Regions from separate parts of the Homo sapiens genome. Here regions 2 and 3 are each linked to region 1. A link is a loop called in an ENCODE intact Hi-C map of the cell type or tissue named here. Cell type or tissue: B cell. All regions are shown on one strand.

What was found. Peaks named below come from ENCODE experiments on the same cell type or tissue, not always from the same donor. Only the 100,000 strongest peaks of a DNase experiment are listed, where the experiment ranks them.
Region 2: a loop joins it to region 1, with 19 times the contacts of the local background. A loop is called at or near these places in 34 of 110 quality-filtered maps.
Region 3: a loop joins it to region 1, with 6 times the contacts of the local background. A loop is called at or near these places in 5 of 110 quality-filtered maps.

What each region holds. Positions count from the first base shown.
Region 1 is chr16:21,551,897-21,559,896 of GRCh38, reverse strand. No RefSeq gene overlaps it. Among named protein-coding and RNA genes, the nearest start is that of METTL9, 44 kb to the left of the region's middle. RefSeq lists an enhancer at 4,804-5,614. In B cell, CTCF peaks have their summits at 4,676 and 4,885 (motif pointing right); DNase peaks (open chromatin) are centred at 4,946, 5,896, 6,341 and 7,076; H3K4me3 peaks cover 400 bases; H3K27ac peaks cover 531 bases.
Region 2 is chr16:21,184,838-21,192,837 of GRCh38, reverse strand. No RefSeq gene overlaps it. Among named protein-coding and RNA genes, the nearest start is that of ZP2, 23 kb to the left of the region's middle. RefSeq lists enhancers at 3,658-3,727, 3,778-3,867. In B cell, a CTCF peak has its summit at 4,009 (motif pointing left); DNase peaks (open chromatin) are centred at 3,957 and 7,887; H3K27ac peaks cover 576 bases.
Region 3 is chr16:20,845,641-20,853,640 of GRCh38, reverse strand. It overlaps REXO5 (RNA exonuclease 5), which reads right to left. Exons shown (of 20, transcript NM_030941.3): 19 at 7,302-7,420; 20 at 3,976-4,242. The coding sequence ends at 4,161. Among named protein-coding and RNA genes, the nearest start is that of REXO5, 43 kb to the right of the region's middle. In B cell, CTCF peaks have their summits at 3,381 and 3,582; a DNase peak (open chromatin) is centred at 3,570.

The sequences.
Region 1 (8,000 bases):
GAGACTGCAGTGAGGTATGATCATGTCATGCCAGTGCATCCCAGCCTGGGCAATACCGCAAGTCTCTTAAAATATATATATATATATATATATATTAGGACTCTTTGTATCCCAGTTCCCAGCTCAGTGCTAATACCAGTAGGCACTCAAAAATGTTTGCTGAAGAAAGAATGCAAGCATGCTTAGTGGGCTGAGTGGAAGGAATAGCCCTTTTCCTTTCATATACTAGAACTTCATTGTCATTGTTTCTTCTTTGTGCAAAATGTGGACTTGTGTTGCAAGTTTTTTTTTTTTTTTTTTTTTTTTGAGACAAGGTCTCACTGTCACCCAGCCTGGGCACAGTGACATGATCTTGACTCATCGCAACCTCTGCTTCCTGGGCTCGTGATTTTCCAGCCTCAGCCTCCTGAGTAGCTGGGACTACAGGCGGGCGCCACTGCACCTGGCTAATTTTTGTATTTTTGTAGAGATGGGGTCTCACCATGTTGCCCAGGCTGGTCTCAAACTCCTGGGCTCAAGTCATCTGCCCGCCTAGGCCTCCCAAAGTGCTGGAATTACAGGCATGAGCCACTGCACCCAGGCACAAATTTTAATATGAGTTGGATGTATAAAACAATTAAGACAACCCATTTCTAACTTTACTACATGAAGTACCTTATCCCAGATAACTAGAAGAGATCATATGTTGGTTTTCTTGCCCAATTAATTACCCCAGTTATAGATCTCCATTAACAACAAACTTAACCATTACATTCACTGGCTGCTGGATAGTATATCTTTGGGTCACTATTAAATAAATAAATCTATAAAATGTAGTAAAATAATCTTCCCTGCAGAACCAACATTTCTGTAACTGTATCAAGGAATCATAAACCATCTTTTGAAAATGTCAGTGGGAAGAATCATACCCCTGAGCTATACAGTTCTGAGCATGTTAACAGTAAAATAATAATTGGATATTAGAAAACTTACTCGTAGGTATGAAATTTATTTCAAATATATATTTTGCTGAATACTTTTTTTTTTGAGACAAGATCTCACTGTGTCACCCAGGCTGGACTACAGTGCTGCGTCACAGCTCACTGCAGCATTGACCTCCCCAGGTTGTGGTGGCTCACGCCTATAATTCCAGCACTTTGGGAGGCCGAGGCAGGTGGATCACCTGAGGTCAGGAGTTTGAGACCAGACTGGCCAACATGGTGAAACCCTGTCTCTACTAAATATACAAAAATTAGCCAGTTGTGGTGGTGCGTGCCTGTAATCCCAGCTACAGGAGGCTGAGGCAGGAGAATAGCTTGAACCTAGGAGGCAGAGGCTGCAGTGAGCCAAGATTGTACCACTGCATCCAGCCTGGGTGACAGAGCAAGACTCTGTCTCAAAAAAAAAAAAAAAAAAAAAAAACCCTGTTGGGGTTTGTTGGCGAAGGCCCCCCTTCCTTTTGCCACCACGGGCGCCAACCCTGTTGCCCTTCCAATCCCATCTCCCGCTGCCCCTGACAGTGCCTTTGCCAGCTGGTGCTTCTGCCTGTTCCGTCGTGGTGGCTGCTCTCACCAGGGTCCTTTCCGCTGGTCGTCCCTTTCTGCCTGGAGCTGCCATTATCTTCACCTGACAAATAGAAACCCATCTTCAGGGCTCCACTGAAACGCCGCTTCCACGGGGGCCCTCCCGGGCGTCCCAAGCAAGTTTAGGGCCCCAAAGCCCACGCCCTCACCTCTCAGACACACAGCTTTTTATCTCTACCACCGTCTGACACTCCTGGATTCCAAGCTCTGCAAGGGCAAGTCAGAGCCTAGAGCCTCCTCCCTCTGTCCCCCGTACTGAGCGTGGTGCCCGGCACGCGGGAGAAACTCAGCGGGTGTTTTTGGATGAATGAGGGACTTTTCTTCTTTTATGCTTGCATGGCTGGCAAAGCCCCTTCTCATGGACATGTTCTTAAGACATATTTATCTTTCGACATCCTTACGTGCAGGTCTTACCTTGAGACTCGTGGTATTTGTTTCGGGGAACTGCGGATCTCTGCTGTAGTGAGATGATGACGATGCCAGTGATGATAGCAATTTTATTTTATTTTATTGTTTATTTATTTATTGAGATGGAGTCTCCCTCTGTCGCCCAGGCTGGAGTGCAGTGACGCAACCTCCACACCTCCCGGCTTCAAGCGATTCTCTCACCTCCGCCTCCCAAGTAGTTGGGACTACAGTCGCGTGCCACCACCCCCGGCTAATTTTTGTATTTTTAGTAGAGACCGGGTTTCACCATGTTGCCCAGGCTGGTCTCAAACGTCTGACCTCAAGTGATCTGCCCGCCTCAGCCTCCCAAAGTGCTGGGATTACAGGTGTGAGCCACCGTGCCTGGGCGATGACAGTAATTTTAATAATAACAATAACACCAGTCATAATAATAGTAAGTGGCTACCATTATTTGAGCTCTCACTGCATGCCAGGGACTGTTAGGGAGGTACTTTGTAAGCATCACAGTACTCAATCCTTGCCATAGGCATCATTATCCTTTTACAAATGTCTAGTCTGGGCCACAGACCTATAAAACAACTTGCAAAGCCCCACCGTGTGAAGCCAGGATTGGAGCCCACATTTGCCTGGCTTTCAAACCAGTGCCAATATGTGATGGTCTCAGAGGCTAACTTCCAGGGAGCAGTCTAGGTTCCGTCATCGCCGAGTTCTGTGGGCAGGGGCTTGCAGTGGCTGCGGCCCCTGCCTGCCTGGGGAGGTGGCACACAGAAGCCCTCAGCCTTCCCCATTTACAGCTTGGGAACGTGCATTACCCCCGAGAGTGGCACCGGAAGCAGACCGGTCCCTTGCGGCATCGTGTTATTTGAAATTTCCAGTAATTAGAACATCTCAAACTTCTCTTGTACTAATTTTAAGCCTTCAAACAACCCGTGCCTGCCAAAAGCCTGCTCATCTTGGTAAAAGCCCCGAACTACAAATAGATAGCTATTAACAGCATCTGTTGTAATAGCAGAGACAATATTCTCTGGGGCCAGCACGTCACCGCCTGGAGCCGACCCCAAACGTCATCTGTTATTATGTTTGGAGAGTCTGGCACGCGCTGAGGCAATCGTTCAATTATATCTCCATGAGCCGGTTCTGACGCACCTGCTTGCACAGAACGCTGAGGCAACAGTGGCCAGTGCTGCCCGGTGGACCAGCCCTGCCGATAGCAGAGTCTGGGGGATGGGGGCTGGCAGCTTAAAGACCCCTTTTCGTGAATTGGGCTTGCCTTTTTTTTTTTTTTTTTGATTAAGGAGAATATCCTGACATTGTATTGTCATTACGAAAAGTCACTTTAGGCTTGGCACAGTGGCTTATGCTTGTAATCCCAGCATTTTGGGAGGCTGAAGCAGCAGATCCCCTGAGGTCAAGAGTTCAAGGCCAGCCTGGCCAACATGGTGAAACCCTGCCTCTACTAAAAATACAAAAATTAGCTGGGCATGCTGGTGGGTGCTTATAATCCCAGCTACTCGGGAAGCAGAGGTGAGAGAATCGCTTGAGCTCAGGAGGTGGAGGTTGCAGTGAGCCAAGATCTGGCCATTGCACTCCAGCCCAGGTGACAGAGCAAGGCTCCATCTCAAAGAAACAAAAACAAAAACAAAATTTAGTGGGGTGTGGTAACACTTGTCTGTAGTCCCAGCAACTCAGGAGGCTGAGGCAGGAGAATCACTGGAACCTGGGAGGCAGAGGTTGCAGTGAGCCGAGAGCACCCTACCGCACTCCAGCCTGGGTGACAGAGTGAGACTCCACCTAAAAAAAAAAGAAGTCACTTTGAGATTATTTTATCCAGGTCTGCAGCCTTAAATTGGGTCCCTAACTTTACTGGCAAGGCAAGTAGCAGAGTTTGGCCTGAACCCTACTACAAAAGCTGAGGGCCTGGACCGTCAGACCTGGGTGAGGTTGCCGGCTAAAATGGGGCAGGTGACCGAACCTCTCTGCGTCTCAATTTCCTCATCTCAAAGTTGGACTCACAGGACCTGCTCTGTAGGGCCATTGTGAGGAGTTCATCCTGGGAGGAACATAAAGTTACCTCGCAATGCCCAGCAGGTAGCAGGTGCCCAGTGAAGGCCAGCTCCTCCGCCGCACTCTGGTATGCACCAAGCCTTCTCCATCACGACAACGACGTGAGCTCATGGACAGGATGCGTGGTGCCCGGGACACGCCAGAACCTGGCCAGCGAGAGCCTTTGCCCCTTAATCAGCTGTTTCACCCCATGAAGGCTTCAGTGGCTTCCAGTTCGTTGTTTTTTGTTTGTTTGTTTGTTTGTTTTAGAGTGCTTCCTTTATGTCAAGCGTTGTGCTAAGGACTTCGTATTTCCCATGTGACTTAATCGTAACAGCAGTCCTATGGTGGGGGTTCAAGGATCATCCCCACTTTACAGATGGGGAAACTGAGGCTAGGAGGGGTGCAAAAGCTGGACCTAGAGCACACAGTTTGGGAGTGGCGGCCCCAGCTTCTGAACGTGCGTCCGACTGCACACGGTTTGGGAGAAGTGACCCCAGCCTCTGAACGTGCGTCCGACTCCAGACCCCACTCCTGCCCCCATGCTGTATTGTCTACAGGAAGAGCAGCGAAACACGGCTTTCCAGTTTTTAAAGAAATACGCTTGGCATTTTGCTGGTGGGCGGTCTTCGCGGCGCAGGTCTAATTTTGGAATTTACAGTGGGATTTAAAGTTTTCAGTGAGATTCTCTGTTTCACCTTGAAAGAGGCTCAAGGTGTATGAATCCCACACTAGACTGATGCTGAAGAGGAGCCTGTGGAATCCGCACCCGCTGGCATTTTCAGTAAAAAGGCCTCTGTGTCTTCCTGATATGCGTGCGCCCCGCGCGGGCCACGTTGCCAGGTTCCGGGTGCCTCTTCACCGAACTGCCACCAGGGGCCGCTCCAGCCCAGCCCGAGTTATCCATCGGCCACCGCACCTGCTGTTCCCGAAAACGCAGCGGCCCAGACTTCCTTTGCAGTTACCCTCTTAGAAGAACGAACGTTTCGCTTCCCTCCTCATTTGCGTATCATAGAGCCAGTGAGACACAGTAGCCTTTTTGGGTTTTCCCCTGAGCGTGCTTGGTCCCCAGCCCAGGGTGGCCGCCGTTTCAAGCAAGTCCCTTGCTCAGGTACAGGGGTGCAGATGCCCCGAGCCAGCCTGAGGAGGGGCCGCATGTCCCGAGGGCCCCATGGTTCCCCTCAGGAGGCAGATTGGAAAGGGCTGACTTGTCTCTTACTCCAATGAGTAGAGAGGCGGAGGATCCAGCCCATCAGAGGCTGCCGCAGTAAAGAATTCTGTGACAGGCTGGGTACGGTGGCTCACGCCTGTAATCCCAGCACTTTGGGAAGCCAAGGGGGGCGGATCATGAGGTCAGGAGATCGAGATCATCCTGGCCAACATGGTGAAACCCCGTCTTTACTAAAAATACAAAAAAAAAAAAAAATAGCCGGGTGTGGTGGTGCCCACCTGTAGTACCAGCTACTTGGGAGGCTGAGGCAGGAGAATCTCTTGAACCCGGGAGGCGGAGGTTGCAGTGAGCTGAGATCACGCCACTGCATTCCAGCCTGGGCGACAGAGTGAAACTCCGTCTCAAAAAAAAAAAAAAAAAAAAAGAAGAAGAAGAATTCTGGGACAGCTCGGGGTCGGGAAAGGTGAAGAGATGCCTGTGGGCTCCAGCCCTGCTGGAAACCCTTGGGAAAGTCTTCTAGCCCCAGAGTTAGCACAGCACCTTACCCTGCAGAGGCTCAGGGCTCACAAGTCCCTTCTGGTCCCAGCAGCTCCTGTTCCTGGCCCTTGTTGGTTGGCCACATTCTGGAGGGTGACTTTTCTACTAGGTTTTGTGGGTGGGGGTCTGGCAGGCATCGGCTGTCAGTGGACTTATGCCTTATGCAGTTGGCGTCGCTCTTTGGAACCCTATTTATGTGCCTACGTAGAACCCTAGAGTGCTTGAGCTGGGACCAGGAGAAACGTGTAGTAACTCTCTTTACACAGATGAAGCTGCGGAGCCCCTGAATGGTGTGCGATGCACAATCACCACCACTGCCATCATCAGACAACACTTTACAAAATGCCTCCTGCCTTGTCTCCATTTATCCTTCCCGCTCTTCTCGTTTAACAGGTAGAGAGGCTTAGGCTCAGAGAGGCTAAGCTACTTGCCCAGGGTCACACAGCAAGTTAGAAGCAGAGCTGAGTTGCAAATCCAGGTCTTTAACTATTTCTGTGTTCTGTGGACTTTCCTAGAAATCCCAGGCGGTTCCCAAACTGCCGTGGGAAAGGCTCGATTCCACTGTAACACACAGAGCTGCTTACCGACCGAGTGATTCGATGAATAAATCAATGAACTGACTAATCCCATTCATTCCTGTATTCATTCATCCCGTGAGGGTTCGTTGTGTGCCTTCAATGACCCCTTCCTGCACTAAGTCGTGTTGATACAGTGATGGTCCAGACGGAAACAGCCATTTTTGTTTGTTTGTTTTTGGTTTTTTTTGAGACTGAGTTTCGCTCTTGTTGCCCAGGCTGGAGTGCAGTGGCGCGATCTTGGCTCACTTTAACCTCCGCCTACCAGGTTCAAGCAATTCTCCTGCCTCAGCCTCCCAAGTAGCTGGGATTACAGGCACCTGCCACCACACGTGGCTAATTTTTTGTATTTTTAGTAGAGGTGGGATTTGACCATGTTGGTCAGGCTGGTCTTGAATTCCTGACCTTGGGTGATCCTCCCACCTTGGCCTCCCAAAGTGCTGGGATTACAGGCGTGAGCCACCATGCCCAGCCCAGAAACAGCCTCTGTCCTAAGAGTGCAACTGGATGGGACTTAACTCAGTCTTACAAATGACATCTACCAGGCTGGGTCCAGTCTAACTTGTCCATGAAGCATCCATCATCCCTGCCTTCTAGGCATTTCTATTCTAGAAGAGATGATACAGACATGCATGAATTTCCACACAGTAAACTTATCATGAGTGAGCCCATCCCAAGAGCGAGAGGCAGACCCCCTGGCAGGCTCCACCCTCAGCCACCCATCAATGCACTTTGATGCCGCTGGGGCTGGTAGGCTGCAAACCCCCTTTCTACCACGGACACAGGCCGAGGCGAAGCGAGCACAGAGCTCACCGTGCTTGCATTTTGTGGTTCTGTAAGTTCCTTACATTGTGTTTTGGAGGCCAGGCACAGTGGCTCACGCCTGTGTTTTGTTTTTGAGACAGAGTCTCGCTCTATCGCCCAGGCTGGAGTGCATTGGCACGATCTCGGCTCACTGCAACCTCCACCTCCCAGGTTCAAGCGATTCTCCTGCCTCAGCCTCCCAAGTAGCTGGGATTACAGGCACCCACCAACACACCTGGCTAATTTTTTGTATTTTTAGTAAAGACAAGGTTTTAGCATGTTGGCCAGGCTGGTTTTGAACACCTGATCTCAAGTGATACAACTGCCTTGGCCTCCCAAAGTGCTAGGATTACAGGCGTGAGCCACTGTGCCTGGCCTAACAAAGTGATTTTATGTGCTGATTGTGTGAAGCACTCTTTCTGTGTATTTTTAAAAATTGAGATGTAATTCATCTGTGTATATTTAAGGAGAATAGAAGACTTGCTCATAATGGTAGAATTTTAAAACTACATATGACTCCGAGGTTGCTCCAGACCAACACTGAGATTTTGAGTGAAGAGGGGCAGTGAGCAGCTCTGTGGCTTGGTCCAGCACTTGCCTAGCCCCTGACTGGACCAAAGCCAAATCCATTTTCCATTTTCCAGTTTACACCTTGGTGCCTCCAACTATGAGTACTTTTTTTTTTTTTTTTTTGAGACTGAGTCTCACTCTGTCGCCCAGGCTGGAGTGCAGTGGCACGTTCTCAGCTCACTGCAACCTCCACCTCCCAGGTTCAAGCAATTCTCCTGCCTCAGCCTCCTGAGTAGCTGGGAGTACAGGCGCCCGCCACCACACCCAGCTAATTTTTGTATTTTTAGTAGAGATGGGTTTCACCACGTTGGCCAGGCTGGTCTCTAACTC
Region 2 (8,000 bases), 370 kb after region 1:
AAAAATTAGCTGGGCATGGTGGCGCACACCTGTAGTCCCAGCTACTCAGGAGGCTGAGACAGGAGAATTGCTTGAACCTGGGAGGCAGAGGTTGCAGTGAGCCAAGATCATGTCACTGCACTCCAGCCTGGCAACAGAGTGAGACTCCATCTCAAAAGAAAAAAAAAAAGGAAAAAAGATGAGACAGTCATCACATCCTACTCCTCCCTTGAGCTAAGTATCCATCTCTTGAAACTGCTTACTATTGCCACAAGTAGCTTTAAGTTAACCTAATAATGCTGCACCAGACATATAACCACACCCTATAGCTTAACAATGTATAGCCAATCACACATCAATGTTATTTCTGAAAAACAATGAGAATTCCTGACAAAGAACTGTGCATCAGCTCACTCCCTGTCCCCCCTTTTTTGCCTTTAGAAATCCACTTGTAAATGCTGCTAATAGGAGTCTATAACTCATGTCAACTTGAATCCATGCTCCGGGGTTGCAATCCTCAAACTTGGCCCCAAAAAACTCTCTACTTTTAATTCTGCCTCAGTTTCTCCCTTTTAAGTCAACAGGGAATTTAGTTTCTCTCCCATTGGATGCAAAGATGTGAATTACCTCTGATAGTGCCCACCACTGTGTCAATAACCAGAAAATCCACAGCACAACATTGCTTCTGGTTTGAAAGTGATGATGTGTTGAGTGGGAAGCTGTCTCATCGTGGGCAGCACAGGGGTTGCGGAAAGGTAGAACATGCAGCCTGTGGCACAAGGTGTGTGCTCAGGCTTATTCTCGGTGTTGTGGGCTCAATTGTGTCCCCCCACAACAAGTTCACATGAAGTTCTTACCCCCAGTGTATATGTTTTTGAAGTCCTTACCCCCAGTGTGATATATTTGGAGGTGGGGCTTTGGGAATTAATTAAGTCATGAGGATGGTGCCCTCATAAAGGGGATAAGTGCCCTTAAAGGAAGAGAAAGGAGAGTGAGCTTCCTCTCTCTGCTCTCGGCCATGTGAGGATACCGCAAGATGACCATCTGCACAGCAGGAAGCAGTCCCTTCCTCTGAATTGTCTGTTTATAGCCTTTGTTTAATTTATACTAGATTTTAAAAGTCCTTTTCCTATTGATTTTTAGGGTTTCTTTATATATTCTGAATGCTGATCCATGACTGTTCGATTACAGGAACTCTATGAATACGTCACAGAAACAGGTCAAAAAATACCCTCATATGATGACATCCACAGACACGAAGAAGGCATTCACTGGAACCTGAGATTCACACATGATAGAAAGCCCTTTGAAAATTAGGATGAGAAGCATGATAATCGTATCTCTTTTAAAGCAAGGTGCACATCAGACTTGCAGAGGAAATAGAAGTATGCTCGCTGAATTGGAGGACTGAATTGTGTGACCCGCAAATCGATATGTTGAAGTCCCAACATCAGAATCTCAAAATATGGCTGGAGGAAGGGTCTTTAAAGAGATAATTGTGGCTAAGTGCAGCAGCTCACGCCTGTAATCCCAGCACTTTGGGAGGCTGAGGTGAGTGGATCACCTGAGGTCAGGAGTTCGAGACCAGCCTGGCCAACGTGGTGAAACCCTGTCTCTACTAAAAAAAAAAAAAAAAAAAAAAACTAGCCGGGCATGGTGGTGCAGGCCTGTAGTCCCAGCTACTCAGGAGGCTGAGGCAGGAGAATCACTTGAACCTGGGAGATGGAGGTTGCAGTGAGCCAAGATCACGCCACTGCACCCCAGTCTGGGCAACAGAGTGAGACTCTGCCTAAAAAAAAAAAAAAAAAAAAAAAGAGGTAATTGCATTAACATGAGTTAATAGGATGAGCCCTAGTCCAATAGGATTGCTATCCTTATAAGAAGAGGAAATTCAGACACAGGCAGAAGACACAGGGAGAAGACAGCTCTCTACAGGCCAAGGAGAAACCAAGCCTGCTTGGCATCTTGATCTTAGACTCCCAGCTTCCAGGATTGTGAGAAAATAAATGTCTGTTGTGTAAGCCACCCAGTTTGTGGTACTTTCTATGGCAGCCTTAGCAAATGAATACATATGGTCCTCATTATAGCAAGTTCCATCTGCTAAGTCTAGGGACTGCAGTGTGGGTGCTGGGCTGTTAGGCAGCATTGGTTACTTTTCCTTATCTCAAGAGTATGAACCCCTGACTGAGATTCCAGATTTAACTAAATCCTCCTTGGTCCTGACCTTTGCTCACACAGCACATGAAGACCCTTACTTTGTGAATAAATACAGCGAAAACACAAGTGTACTGGGGCAGATAGTGTAGGGCTTAATTAAAAGGGATTTTCTTGCCCTTTCTTTTTCCTTCCCACCTCATCCCCTTCTTCCTTGCTAAGAGAACCTGGACTTTGTTTGCACAGCACACCCTGGGGGACAATCCTGCTTGGCATGAGATAGCCAAGATAACGTCCCATTTCCCTTCTGTTTAGAGGTGAGCATGTAATACAGTTCTGTTCAATGAGATTTAAGGGGAAGTTGAGAGGGGGCTTCTTTTTCCTTATTTAAAAAAAGGTATGTGCAGCTAACCCCTTTTCTACCTGCTTTTGGATATGATTATGTGATGTGATTCCCGGAGCTATGGCAGCCATGTTGTAACTATGAGGAAATAACCCTAAAGACACCCTGAGAACGATGGAGCGAAAAAATGGAAAGCCTAAATCCTTGATAACTTCATTGTGTTCCCCAAATCAACCCTAGAACCACTTGCCTCTGCATTTCATGTTTAGTGAGAGTTTAGGAGCTCTTATTTTTTAAGGGAGGCATTTTTCATCTAAACTGATTCAAGCTAAGAAACTTCATTCTTAGGAGAAAGTCTATGGCTATAATTTGCATTCATAAAAACATACCAAGTTATATGTAAGCTTTTCTTTGGATGACTTGCCAAATTTGTACTAACCAAAAATAAGAGGGACTTCACTAACAAATCTATTTTACTTTGGCTCCCTCAGGCCCAAAAGAATTGGAGTCTGCTTGTGTTCATCTTTGAATTTCTATTGGTACTTCTGCAAGGGAAGTAACTTGACCAAAAATAGAGTATAAAGAAGCTTGATTCAAAGCAGATAGTATAGTCTCTTACTCCTCACCCACACTTAGGGATCCTCTTCCCTGAATCCTGTTTCAGGGTCAGAGGGGCAGGGAAGATGCTATGAAGTGAGCACCAGCTGTAGGAGTCATGGGTTCTAGCCCCAGCACTGCAGTCTTTCTGTTTGGCCTCTAGTAAGCAGTCTAAACTCCCTGGGCCTCAGGTCCACCATCTATGGGAGAGGGTGGGAGAAGTTATCTATTACCTTGCTACTCAAGGTGTGGCCGGTGGAAGGCTTCATCTGGTGGCTGATAAGCAATGCAGGAACTCAGGTCCTGATGCAGACCTACAGACTCAGAATCTGCCTTATTTATTTATTTATTGACAGAGTCTCACTCTCGTCACCCAGGCTGGAGTGCAATGGCGCAATCTTGGCTCACTGCAACCTCCGCCTCCCCGGTTCAAGCAAGTCTCCTGCCTCAGCCTCCTGAGTAGCTGGGATTACAAGTGTGAGCCACCGCACCCGGCCAGAATCTGGCCTTTTTTTTTTTTTTTTTTTTCTTTTGAGACGGAGTCTTGCTCTGTCACCTGTCGCCCAGGCTGGAGTGCAGTGGCGCGATCTCAGCTCACTACAAGCTCCGCCTCCCGGGTTCACGCCATTCTCCTGCCTCAGCCTCCCGTGTAGCTGGTACTACAGGCGCCCGCCACCACACCCGGCTAATTTTTTTTTTTTGTATTGTTAGTAGAGACGGGGTTTCACTGTGTTAGCCAGGATGGTCTGGATCTCCTGACCTCGTGATCCGCCCGCGAATTTGGCTTTTAACAGGCTCCTATGCATAGGCTCATTCAAGTTCAAGGATCGCGCGTTGAATGCTTCTTCCAGCCCTCGGTGCTATTGAAGTCTCGGCTGAGCCAGCTTCGGATGGCCTGGATGTGCGCTCCCTCTACTGGCTCAGAGATGAAACGCTTTCATTAGGAAACAGTTGCGTTTCCTTCTGATGGTTTTTCTAAGGTTTCCAGCTGGGGATTGAAACTCCAGCACGGGAGCTCCTAACAGGGGCATAGAGACTCCTAGAGCATGTGGCTGGGGCTTGAGTCTCCTCCTGAGTTTTGGAAACATGAACAAACAATGTGTGCTGCTGGAGGCCCATACACGGAGCATGTCCTCTCCAGCCTGGAGGTCCATACACGGAGCATGCCCTCTGCAGTGTATGGACCCCCTGGATGGCTGACTCCCAACTGCCATGGGACACTGTAGTCCATCTTCCGAACGTTTCGTCGTTGTCACTTCTGCTTTAACAAAAAAGGCAGCAGAAGGGGGAGGAAAGGATCTGCACGTGGGCTAGGAGGCCGATAACCGGGTTCTGTGGCTTAGTCATTTGCTGACTCTGAGAACTTCCACAGGTGACTCATCCATTAACCCTGCTTTCCTCTTCCATCAGCTGAAGAGTAGGGGATGGGAATGAGAGCAGAATAACGTCTCTGGACTGTTATGAAAGGTAAGGATGGTAACTGATACGAAAACTCTTTGACAACCTGAACCATTTCACAACTGTGAACTTGTGTGTTTCCATGATGCCACGATTGCCACTGGTCACTCTGGGGCAGACCTGGTCAATTTTGACCCCCTCTCCACCAGCTGTGCTCTTGCTTGGCCTAATTCTCTTAATTCTTATTATTTGTTGAGGTTAGGGTTTGTCAAGACTGGCACTGTTGACATTTGGGCCCAGATAATTCTTGGTTGTGGAGGCCTGTCCTGGGCTTGGTAAAATGTTGAGCAGCATCCTTGGCCCCTACTCATTACATGCCAGCAGCACCCAACACAGGCACGCATATCGTGATAACAAAAAATGCCTCTAGCACTTTGGGACGCCAAGGCAGGAGAATCACTTGAGCCCAGGAGTTTGATACCAGCCCTGGCAACACAGTGAGACCCCATCTCTACTGAAAAAAAAAAAAAAAAAAAAAAAAAGCTAGGCATGGCGCCACACATCTGTAGTTCCTGCTATGCAGGAGGCTGAGACAGGAGCATCATTTGAGCTTGGGAGGTCAAGAGAGCTGTGGTTGACACTGCACTCCAGTTTGGGCGACCAAGCAAGACCCTGTCTCAAACAAAAAAAATGCCTCCAGGCATTGCCAAATGTCCCCTGGGGGTGCTGGTTGAGGGTTGGGGCGGGGGGCGGGGGCGGGGAACAATCACTCCCAACTGAGAACTGCTGATCTAGATTTATTTATTTAGTTAGTTAGTTTTATTTTTGAGACGGGGTCTCACTTTGTCATCCAGGCCGGAGTGCAATGGCATGATCTTGACTCACTGCAACCTTTGCCTCCTGGGTTCAAGCGAACCCTCTTGCCTCAACCTCCCGAGTAGCTGGGATTACGGGTGCCCGCCAGCATGTCCAGCTAACAATATTTGTATTTTTAGTGGAGACAGGGTTTCACTATGTTGGCCAGGCTGGTCTTGAACTCCTGACCTCAGGTGATCCACCCGCCTCAGTCTCCCAAAGTGCTGGGATTACAGGCATGAGCCACTGCACCCAGCCTAGGATGTCTTTTGCAGTTAGACAAACTGCAGTTAGAATCCCACTTCTAATTCTATGGGCCCTTAGGCAATTTAACTTGTCAATCTTTCGGTTTCCTTATCTCTAAAATGGGAGGTAGTGAGGACGCACTGGAAACATGTATTGCTGTGTATTGGGCTTAAAATAGCCCCCCGCAGCCAGGCGCAGTGGCTCACGCCTGTAATCCTAGCACTTTAGGAGGCTGAGGCGGGAGGATCACTTGAGCTCAGGAGCTCAAAACCAACCTGGGCAACATGGTGAAACCCTGTCTCTACAAAAAATACAAAAATTAGCTGAGTATGATGGTGGGCACCAGTGGTCCCAGCTACTCGGGAGGCTAAGGTGGGAGGATTATCTGAGCCTGGGAGGTCGAGGCTGCAGTGAGCTATGATCATGTCACTGCACTCCAGCTTGGGTGACAGAATGAGACCCTGTCTCAAAAAAAAAAAAAATAGCATCCAGCACATGGCGAATGCTCAAAAATAAACAAACAAGAAACCTGGACATACTGATAAATTAACATTATAACTGTAAAAAAGTCATCGTTTTTATGCTCTGGGGATTAATTACCTTTCCAATCGGCCACACATTGAGCTGTGTGTCTAAAAGGCTAAGGATATCTTTGTAAGGACCTTAGCCCGAAGTCCTTAACGGTCCTCCACAGCTTGGTTAACAACAGGTCTTTTACATCTTCCTGTTTCACTCAGTTTTAAATGACTCATGTAGCCATGCATTTTGACAACTTTTCTTTGTTTTTTTTTTTGGAGACAAGGTCTCATTGTTCCCCAGTGTGGAGTGCAGTGGTGCCATCGTAGCTCACTGCAGCCTTGACCTCTTGGGCTCAAGTGATCCTCCTGCCTAAGTCCCTCAGTAGCTGGGACCACAGGCATGTAACACTATCCCCAGCTAATTTTTTCATTTTTGTAGAGGCGAGGTTTCATTATGTTGCCCAGGCTGCTCTTGAACTCCTGGGCTGAAGTGATTCTCTCGCCTTGGCCTCCCAAAGTGCTGAGATGACAGGCACGAGCCACTGAGCCTCGTCCTTGACAATTATTCTTGATGGGCTTGTTTGGTGTCAGCCACTGTGCTAGGGTTCTGCACCTTATTTCACTTCATTTGATCGGTGAAGGTTAGGCCCAGACCATGTAAAGAACAGAACCTGAATGAATAACCTCACTGCACAGCCTTGATTTAGATGTCACATTTCTTAGCTGAATTGGGTGAGTCCTTTGAACTTTAGTTTTCTCTCTCATATCCAGAGGCCGATGGCATATAAAGAAGTAGCAGGAAGCAGAAGCTTGGATTGATCTTTTTTTTTTTTTTTGAGAGGGAGTCTCCCTCTGTCACCCAGGCTGGAGTGCAGTGGCGTGATCTTGGCTCAGTGTAGCCTTCGCCTCCCAGGTTCCAGCGATTCTCCTGCCTCAGCCTTCCGGGTAGCTGGGATTATAGGCATGTGCCACCATGCCCAGCTAATTTTTGTATTTTTAGCAGAGACGGGGATTCACTGTGTTGGCCAGGTCTCAAACTCCTGACCTCAGGTGATCCACCTGCCTCGGCCTCCCAAAGTGCTATGATTACAGGTGTAAATCATTGTGCCCAGCTGGGATTGGTCTTTGATCATGGATTGATCCATGAGGGGAAAGAGTTAGCACTTCTAAGTGCTGTGGGAAAGCACTTTGCCCTTGGCAGAGGTTGGAGTAAGGTGTTTATGTGATCAGAACTATGCTATGAAATGATCTCCTGGCTACTCTCTGGGAGAGCATCCCAAATGAAGGCTGTGTAAAGCTCTCAGCACCAAAAATACTCCCCAGCCCAAACGTACCCTCTAAGCCAGCTGTCTACTTGACACATCCTCTTAGTATCCAAGAGGCATATCTGACTTAATATGAGCAAAGCAGGGGTTGAATTTTCACACAGCCCCCATTGAGACACAGACAAGGATACCCCAAAGTCTGTTACTTTGGCATGCAGAGCACTTCTGAGTTAAAGGAAAATGAAAGGCCTTAGAAACTGCTTCAGAACCAAGGATTTTCTAACCTTCTCTTGTTTCTGCCATCTTGAGTGCAGGGAGGGGCTCTGTATTAGTCTGTTCTCAGGCTGCTGTGAAGAAATATCTGGCACTGGGTAGTTTATAAAGGAAGAGGTTTAACTGACTCACAGTTCCACATGGCTGGGGAGGCCTCAGGAAACTTACAATCAAGGCGGAAGGCACCTCTTCATAGGGCGGCAGGAGAGAATGAGTGCCCAGTGAAGGGGGAAGTCCCTTGTAAAACCATCAAATCTCATGAGAACTGACTCACTATCAGGAGAACAGGATGCGAGAAACCACCCCCCATGATTCAATTATATCCACCTGGTCCCACCCACAACACATGGTGATTATGGGAACTATAATTCA
Region 3 (8,000 bases), 710 kb after region 1:
AGAGCCTGGGCTATTCAAAGTGCTGTCACAGGCTGTATAGATTATATACAGCTAAAATCTAATTTTCAATTAGATGATGGACAAACAACTTCACTTAGTTACCAGATGAGCTTAACTGCACGTGGAATGCTTTCTAGCAAGAAAGGTGCACTGAAGGTAGTGCTGAGGATCTGAGGAGTACGGAAGAGTTGCAACACTGGCTTCTTCCCTCCTTTCAAATCAGTTGCTGAAGCACATGGCTGGATTGGCTCTGGAAGTCATCCTTCTAGCTCTGAGTTTTGACGTAGGTCAAAAAGGGTTAGTCTGCCTGATAAGATTAGGGAGCTTGCCTAACCTCTCCATTTCCTTTCCTTTACGTTGACTTGTGAGGATGCCCTGTCTTAAAAACATAAGGCTCCTACCTGAGTTTAACATTCTTCTGTTCAGTGTTCTGACCCTTGTCCCGTCTCTTGACTCAGGGGTGCTGAAAAAGTCCTGGTGGAATGTAGCAGCACCAGTGCAGTCAGCAGCGAAGCATCTTAACTCTACAGTGTTCTGTAATCCATGCTGATGGAGACTCTCCATGGGCCCTGTGTTTATCTGGGGTGATGCTGCTAAAACTGCTAGTACATCATAGAGCTACACAATAGTGTGGTACTACTACATGACAAGACAGAAGAAAACATGAATACTGGCCCTAGTATACACATGGACTTAAATGATAAAGGAGCATCCTCCTTTATTGGGTAAGTAAAGCTAGATAATTGGGTAAAATTATCTAAATATTTGGGAGAAAGTTATTACATGCCAAGATAAATTCCAAGAAAAATAAGGCTATGAAGTATAGACATTAAATCATTAGAAATATATAAACTTGTCATTGGATCCAGAGATCAGTCAGGGCTTTCTAAGCATAAAAGCAAATAGAGGAAATCACAAAAGACTAAACATAAAATGATATACCTTAAAAAGCAAACTAAAATTTTGTAATAGTTTGTAAATGGACACTATATATAGTGAATCCATAAGGCGCTCTTAAAAATTCAGTATGGAAAAGGATCTGGCTTCCCAATAGAAAAATGGCAAAGGATATGAACAACTCACTTAGGAAAAATAATTTACCAAAAAGCTTCTGGGAAAAAAAGCAGGATGCCAATCTAAAGGGTATTCAAATAAGCAGACATTAAATATACAATGAAAAATTTTAAATGGCAAAAATTTGAAAGAAATCTATGCTAGTAAACAGTAAAATCCTTTCTGGAGTTAAAAGCATGTGTTCGTACTCTTTAACCCAATAATTTCACTTAGGCACTTTTCCTAAAAGAAATATCTCCCAAGGATGTATGTGCAAGGATATCACTGGCAGCATCATTTGGGAACAACTTCCAAGGTCAACAAAAGGGACTGTTTTAGAAATTATGGCATACATCAATGCTAGAATATTACACAGCTATTAAAACTCTGCTTTTGAATAATAGAATTTCTATCATCATGGAAAAAGTTGATCGATTATAAAATATTGGCAGTCATTGACTGTTGATGGTGGGATCAGTTGTGATTTAAATTTTTCTGTATTTTTCAAATTTTCATTAATAGGTTTCCTTTTAATAGGGAAGAGGTTATTTACAAAAAGGGGGGCAAAAAGAAATGAACAACCCCCCCTATGGTCAAGGAGACCAGAAAATGGGAGTAATGTGTTCAAAGCCTAAACCATGAGTTCTGTAAAAGCCCTTGGAGTTGCTTTTCCCCCATAAGAAGCTGCTTCTCCAGCAGCTGCCTTGGCAGCTCTGCGCTGGCTGCCTAGAAGGGTGTGGGAGGAAAAATGCACAAACGCACTTATGAATGGAATGTGTGTTTTGCAAGAGGCCAAGTTGGCAGCTTTGGCTTCCAAAAGGTGGAGCATCAGGCTAAAGAACAGAGTGTGCAGACTGAAGTCTCAGAGGCCTTGTAGTGCAGGCCCATCTCTGCAGAGTTCTGGAGTTGGATCCCTGGGGAAACCTCCACCCCTACCCTTTTTCCTAAGAAAAAGATGGCCTTGGCTATTCTTGAGAGCAAGTGGAGTGCTCTTGGTACAGGGAGATGATCCCTAGTAAAATAGTATGTCATTTATTCAGCACTCAATCTTGACTTTTCCTAGTTTAATCCTCATAACCTTATGAAGTACTAATTTCCCCTATTTTAAAGGTGAGGAAACAGGCCCAGAGAGGGAAATTAATTCACACATAGTGCATTACTGTGTTATTTTCCACAAATGTCTCAATAATCAAAATAGTTATTTCCTTATTTTATACAGCTGTGGAAATAGCCTCAAATGAGGTTAAGTGACTTGCCCCAAAATACTCAGGTGTGTGTGGGAGGTGAAGCTCCAACCCAGGCCTCTTCATATCCGAGGCAGACACTTAATTTATCTCTCAGGACTTGAGCCTCAAGAGGTAAACAGCAGCTAAGCTCTCACAGCTTTGGAGCTCAGCTGGGCAGGAAGGAACCCAACAACACTGTCAGTTTCAAGTTGTTCTCAGGGCCTTGCAGCGGAAGTTGGCAATTCACCTAGGGAACTTTCCTCCTGATGAAGGGACTTGAATCAAGTTGCGGTGTCTGATCCCAAGTCAAGCTCTTCAGTTCTGGTTCCACATAGGGCCAGATCTTACAGAAGCTACATTTAAACTTTCATATAGGACCAGATCTTATGAAGCTACATTTATAAGATTAAACACTGCTCCAACTGCCCAACCCTAAGAGTTAATTTTAAGTAGAATTATCTTTCTCTTCTTTTCTTCTCCTGACAGCAGGTGGTAAGAATTATTTTCCAATTATAAAAGCAATATATGTTGAATGTTAAAAAAAATCGAGTCTACAACAGAAAAGCATTTGTTAAAACCTGATTTGTCAATGGCACTAGCCATAGATAAATACTATTAACGTTTTGGCATATAGCCTTGCAGGTTTTGTTAGAAGCCTATGTATAGCTTTGTATATTTTCTCCTACAAAAGTGTACTCAAACTACATGCTATTCTGTATCCCTCCAGACTTCATACAACAAATAATATACAGTACTGTGAATGTATAATCTCACTAATCTGTAATCCTCTCGGATACATACCATTATTATCCCAAGCACAGAAATGTTAAGCAATTTATTCAAGTTCACACAATAATTTAAAAAGCTGGGATTCAAAGTCAAGCATTCTGGATCCAGAGGTCTACTGCCTCTTCTTGAAGATCTCTTTCACCGAAGATTTTATTTACTCTCTCTCACACACACATTAGAACTGGCTACCTAGAACTCCATTGTAATAACCCTCTGATAGCTCCTTCATTACATGTTTTTGTGTAGCTATCCTAGTATCCTAGGATAATGCTGTAGAATTGCAGGGTCTCAGTGTACAGAGCAATTTACGAGGTTTTTGGGTATGATACATACTGTATGCCAGATTCATCTTTTCTGGAGGGCAGTTAATATTTCTAGTAGTTTTGGAATTGGGTGCCTATGCCCCATGTCCTTTCCAACACAGATTGTTATCAGTTTGAGAGTTGATTAAAACGGCTTTTACTGAATTTCAAGTTTCCAGTTCCTAGAGGGAGAGATGGTGTGATGGAGGCACCTACTGGTGAAGGGTGGCACTGCAGTCATGTTCTGAAGGGAAGGAGGATTCCTAAACGTGGAATGGAAGGGGTTTCCAGGGCTGGTTAAAAAAACTAAAAGAATCTTCCACTCCACTGCCTGGTGGACTTGCCAGATTTCTCAGTTCAGCTATCATTGTCCTTCAATTTTTTAAGAGTTGTCAATAAGAAAACAGTTTAAAGAAATTTGCTTCACAGACATTACAACTTTGACAAATTGCATAATCGGCTGGTTTTCTGAGTAATCACTCCTCTTGGTTTCCTTAGCAGTATATACCACGTAATAGGGGTGCTACATGGAATGAGCACCTTGTACCGCACCTATGCACATAAACTCAATGACACAAAGAAACAATCTGTGGACATCCCCATACTATGCTTGAACTTTAGGCATTTATTGAAAACTTATACATGCCATATAAACAAACTAAACTCTTTTAGCTGCTATACCAAGTTTCCATAAAGCTGTCTGCTGGTTGGGGAGGCTACAGCCTGACCACATTCTTTGCCATTGCCTACAAGGGGTAAGAAATGGCACATGGAAACATGGCAGGCCGACTCACGAACACAGGCCTGGGCCAGCGCTTTCTTCTTCCTCTTTTATTCCCATCAGTCCTAGACCAGAGAGTGAACCATGAGTGCTGCAATAAATAAGAAACAAAGGTATGTTTTTATCCATAAGGTTGAATGAATGGTTATAAATGCCTAGTTAGAGGAGATATTTTTCCAAGTATGTGTGTGTGCCATGGGGCAAGGGCAGGAAGGTTTATGGAAAGCTGCCTGCTGAAGATGGTTTAATGGAAAAAGCACTGATGAGTCTCAGAGGTCTAGATTCAAATCCTACCTTTACCAATTAAGAGATATGAGGCATATCTATAAAACTATGAAATATTTAAATTACTATCTCACAGGGATTTGGTGAAGACTATCGACAATAGCAAACATACACTGAGCACTTACTACATGCCAAGAGTTGTTCTAAGCACTTGTCTCATTTAATCCTCAAAACTGCTCACTGATGTAGGTACAAGTGTTATCCTCATTTAAAAAATAAAAAAGCTCATAGACATTATATGACTTGCTGAAGTCACACAACTGTTAAGTGACAGAACCAGGATATCAATAATAGCAATCTGTCATTAGATCCCTTATAAGTTGCTGTTAAAGAGTCTTAGTCTTTGTTCATTCCATACTTTTGTAGCACCTGCTAGGTGCCAGAGGCTGTTTAAAAAAGTTACAAAACATTAACTTATTTAACAATGTTTGTTGTAAAAAACCTGGTGTGGTGCTTGGAATTTAGGAGCCTTCAATACTTGTTAGTTCCCTGCCACCTTGTAATGAATATTCATGGAACTGGGTCAGCGTTGAGGAGCTCTCTGAGGCAAAGCAGGTAGAAATGAGCAAAGACAAACACAGAATCTGTCTCCACCTGATGTATGAACTTAAACATGCAAACACTAGACTTTTGTGTATGGAGAACTAGAGCTTTGAGGGCAGGAGAGTTGCTCTGGAGTCAGACACACCATCAGGGTACAAGTCCTGACTATGCACTTACTAGCTATGTGACCCTAGGAAAATTGGTTAATCTGAGACTTTTTCTCCACTTGTTCAGTAAAGATTCTGACAACCTCAACCAAAAATGCATATAGAAGCATTTAGCACAGTACCTGGGTTTAATACATTACTGTTGTTTTCAATATTAATTTAAGAAGCTACCAAAAATGTAAGGATTAAGAGCTGCATCAAGACCCCAGCCTAAGGAAACCTTCTATTGTTTTTGCTATTCCTTTTTTCCCCAACGTTTCCCAAGAGTATCTGCTGCCATCACGGACACAACTGCACAAACAAGGCCCAGAGAAGTCAGTCACACAGCAAGCTTCCACAGCCTGGGGAAATGCATGCTACTGCTGCTGAGTTTGATCAATATGTCTACAGAAATCAGAATGTGACTTTTAAAGGATAGGAGTAGTTCAGGTTTCTTCACCACAGGATTTGCTGCTTCCAGGGGGTGCTTAATTCTACTGACTTGTCAAACTTAGGACCTTTGTCTCAGTCACAACTTAAGTGTTTTTGCTCCCTGACCCCAGCACTTCCTCCTCTGGCTTCACCCTCTGTGGAACATCCAGGAAGAACAATGATTTGGGCTACTCTTGACTTAGTTTACCTAAACAATGGTGGACTGTAATCTAAGTATTCTACGTGAGAACATGAAAACCCAGTCCACCTACCACCATACACTGCCCCTGAGGAGCAAGTCTGTCTGTTCCCCAGAGCCCACATCTTAACCAAAAAGCTTTTACTGGCAACTTGTGGTCACTTTTTAACCTGTTCCTGTTAGCTTACCCACAAGCCTGTTTAAAGTATGTTGGTCTAAGATTTTTTTTCCCCTCAATGTAAGCACCTAATACTTGTTTCTGCTTTTCAGAGAAAGCGGTTCTTTCAAAGGTGCCCAGTAGGTAGACCATCTCCCTAATGGTCCTCAGATGCATGTTATAAGAACTTTATGCTAGGAAATGAATTTCTTCTGATCCACCTTCAAGGCCAGAGGTATTCATGCTCTGTCAACTCCTAGAATGTAAGAATCTTTTTTTTTTTTTTTTTTTGAGATAAGAGTCTTACTCTGTAGCCCAGGCTGGAGTGCAGTGGTGCAATCTCAGCTCACTGCAACCTCTGCCCCCTGGGTTCAAGTGATTCTCGTGCCTCAGCCTCCCAAGTAGTTGGGACCACAGGCACACAACACCAAACCTGGCTGGGTTTTTTTTTTTTGTTTTTTTTTTTGTGTGTGTGTTTTTGGTAGAGACAGGGTCTTGTCATGTTGCCTAGTCTGGTCTTGAACTCCTGAGCTCAAGTGCTCCGCTCACCTTGGCCTTCTAAAGTGCTAGGATTATAGGCATGAGCCACTGCGCCTAACCAGATGTCAGAATCTCAAGGGACTTTTAAAAATTAACACAACCCAAGGTTTTCACACTGTTCAAAAAAGCCACCATCTTTCCCTCCCTTCCCCAATATACACTCATTCATTTAGCTGCCCACTCACTCATTCCAAAACTGCCCATCTTTATGCTTTAAGATTTAATATCAGTTTTTCTTTAAAGAAAGGGTTTACAGTTAAAAGGGTTTGAAAATCAACTGATTTATTCCAAATCCCTCATGTTACTAAAAGGACATTGAGACCTACAGTGGGGAAGTAGCTTGGCCACTTGTCAGAGGAGATAGGTGATAAAGCTGCAACTAGACTCAAAGTCCTGCTCCAGTATTCCTCAGGCTTAGAATCAGCAAACCAGGCCCTGTTATCTCTTAAAACATAGGTGTCAATGGGGAAAAGGGTACAGAAGGCAGGAACACATTCCTCACATGTAGAGTGGTTACACCTAAGCCTAGGGCTTGTTCTGAGACTTTACTTTTTTTACTCAAGTGGGGTTAGCAGCTACTTCTTACTCCAGAGAGCAGTAAGGACATAAGACTCCTGGTTTTAACTGGGGATAAATTATCTCCTTGAGGGACCAATAAATGTAGTTATACAAGAGCATATAAATGTGAAATGGGAATACAATGCCTATCTTTTAGAACGGTGAAAATTAAAGAGATGATTCATGTAAGTCCTCACTATGTGCCTAAATATCAGCAAAAGGCTTTTTCTCTAAGAACAGCTGAAATCCAGGGGACAGAGTCCTGAAGGGATACCCTTTCTAGTCCTTACCTCTTGGTTCCTGGCAGCAGGATGAGGCAGAGAGTGCCCGGGCACAAGCTGTTGTAGAGCTTTCCAATCTTCCGGCTCCAGCGCCAGGCTGCTATCTTCGGGTGGTCCAGTTTCAGAGTCTGGGATCAAAGCCATGTGTCGATACTCAGCCAGAACACTCTCTCGTTACCTTTGGAAGGGCTGCAACACTCTTCCTCTGCCTCTAAGGCTATGGGATTCCAGTAAAGGTTCCAGACAAATCCCTTTTCTAACACTGGAGCCCACACTGCAGGTTCTCTGCTGACCCAGCATCCCCAGGCCTCCAAGTTGGCTAAGGACTTCCTCAGGGGAGGACAGCTACTGTCCTTTCCTCCACATGGGTCTTCCAAGACCCCAAGCTAGGGGAGCCACATTGCTGATGAGGGGTCTAGTCTGGCTTCTGCCATTAAGTCTCTTTGTGACCTTGGGCAAGTGACTTACCAACTCTAGCCCCTACTTTTCATCTGTTAAGTATGAGAGATTAGACTAAGACAGGGTTTCCCAAGCTTCAGCCATTTACCTTCTACCTCCACTCTTCTGCTTGTATATCCCTCTAACATTTTTCCATAAAGTGAGTTAATTTCTTCCTTAGCCTTGTCTAACTAATGCCATCCACAAAATCATAGGCTCAATGTAGTTATTGTATACTTTAACAAGTATTAGCAAAACAAGTCCATTCAG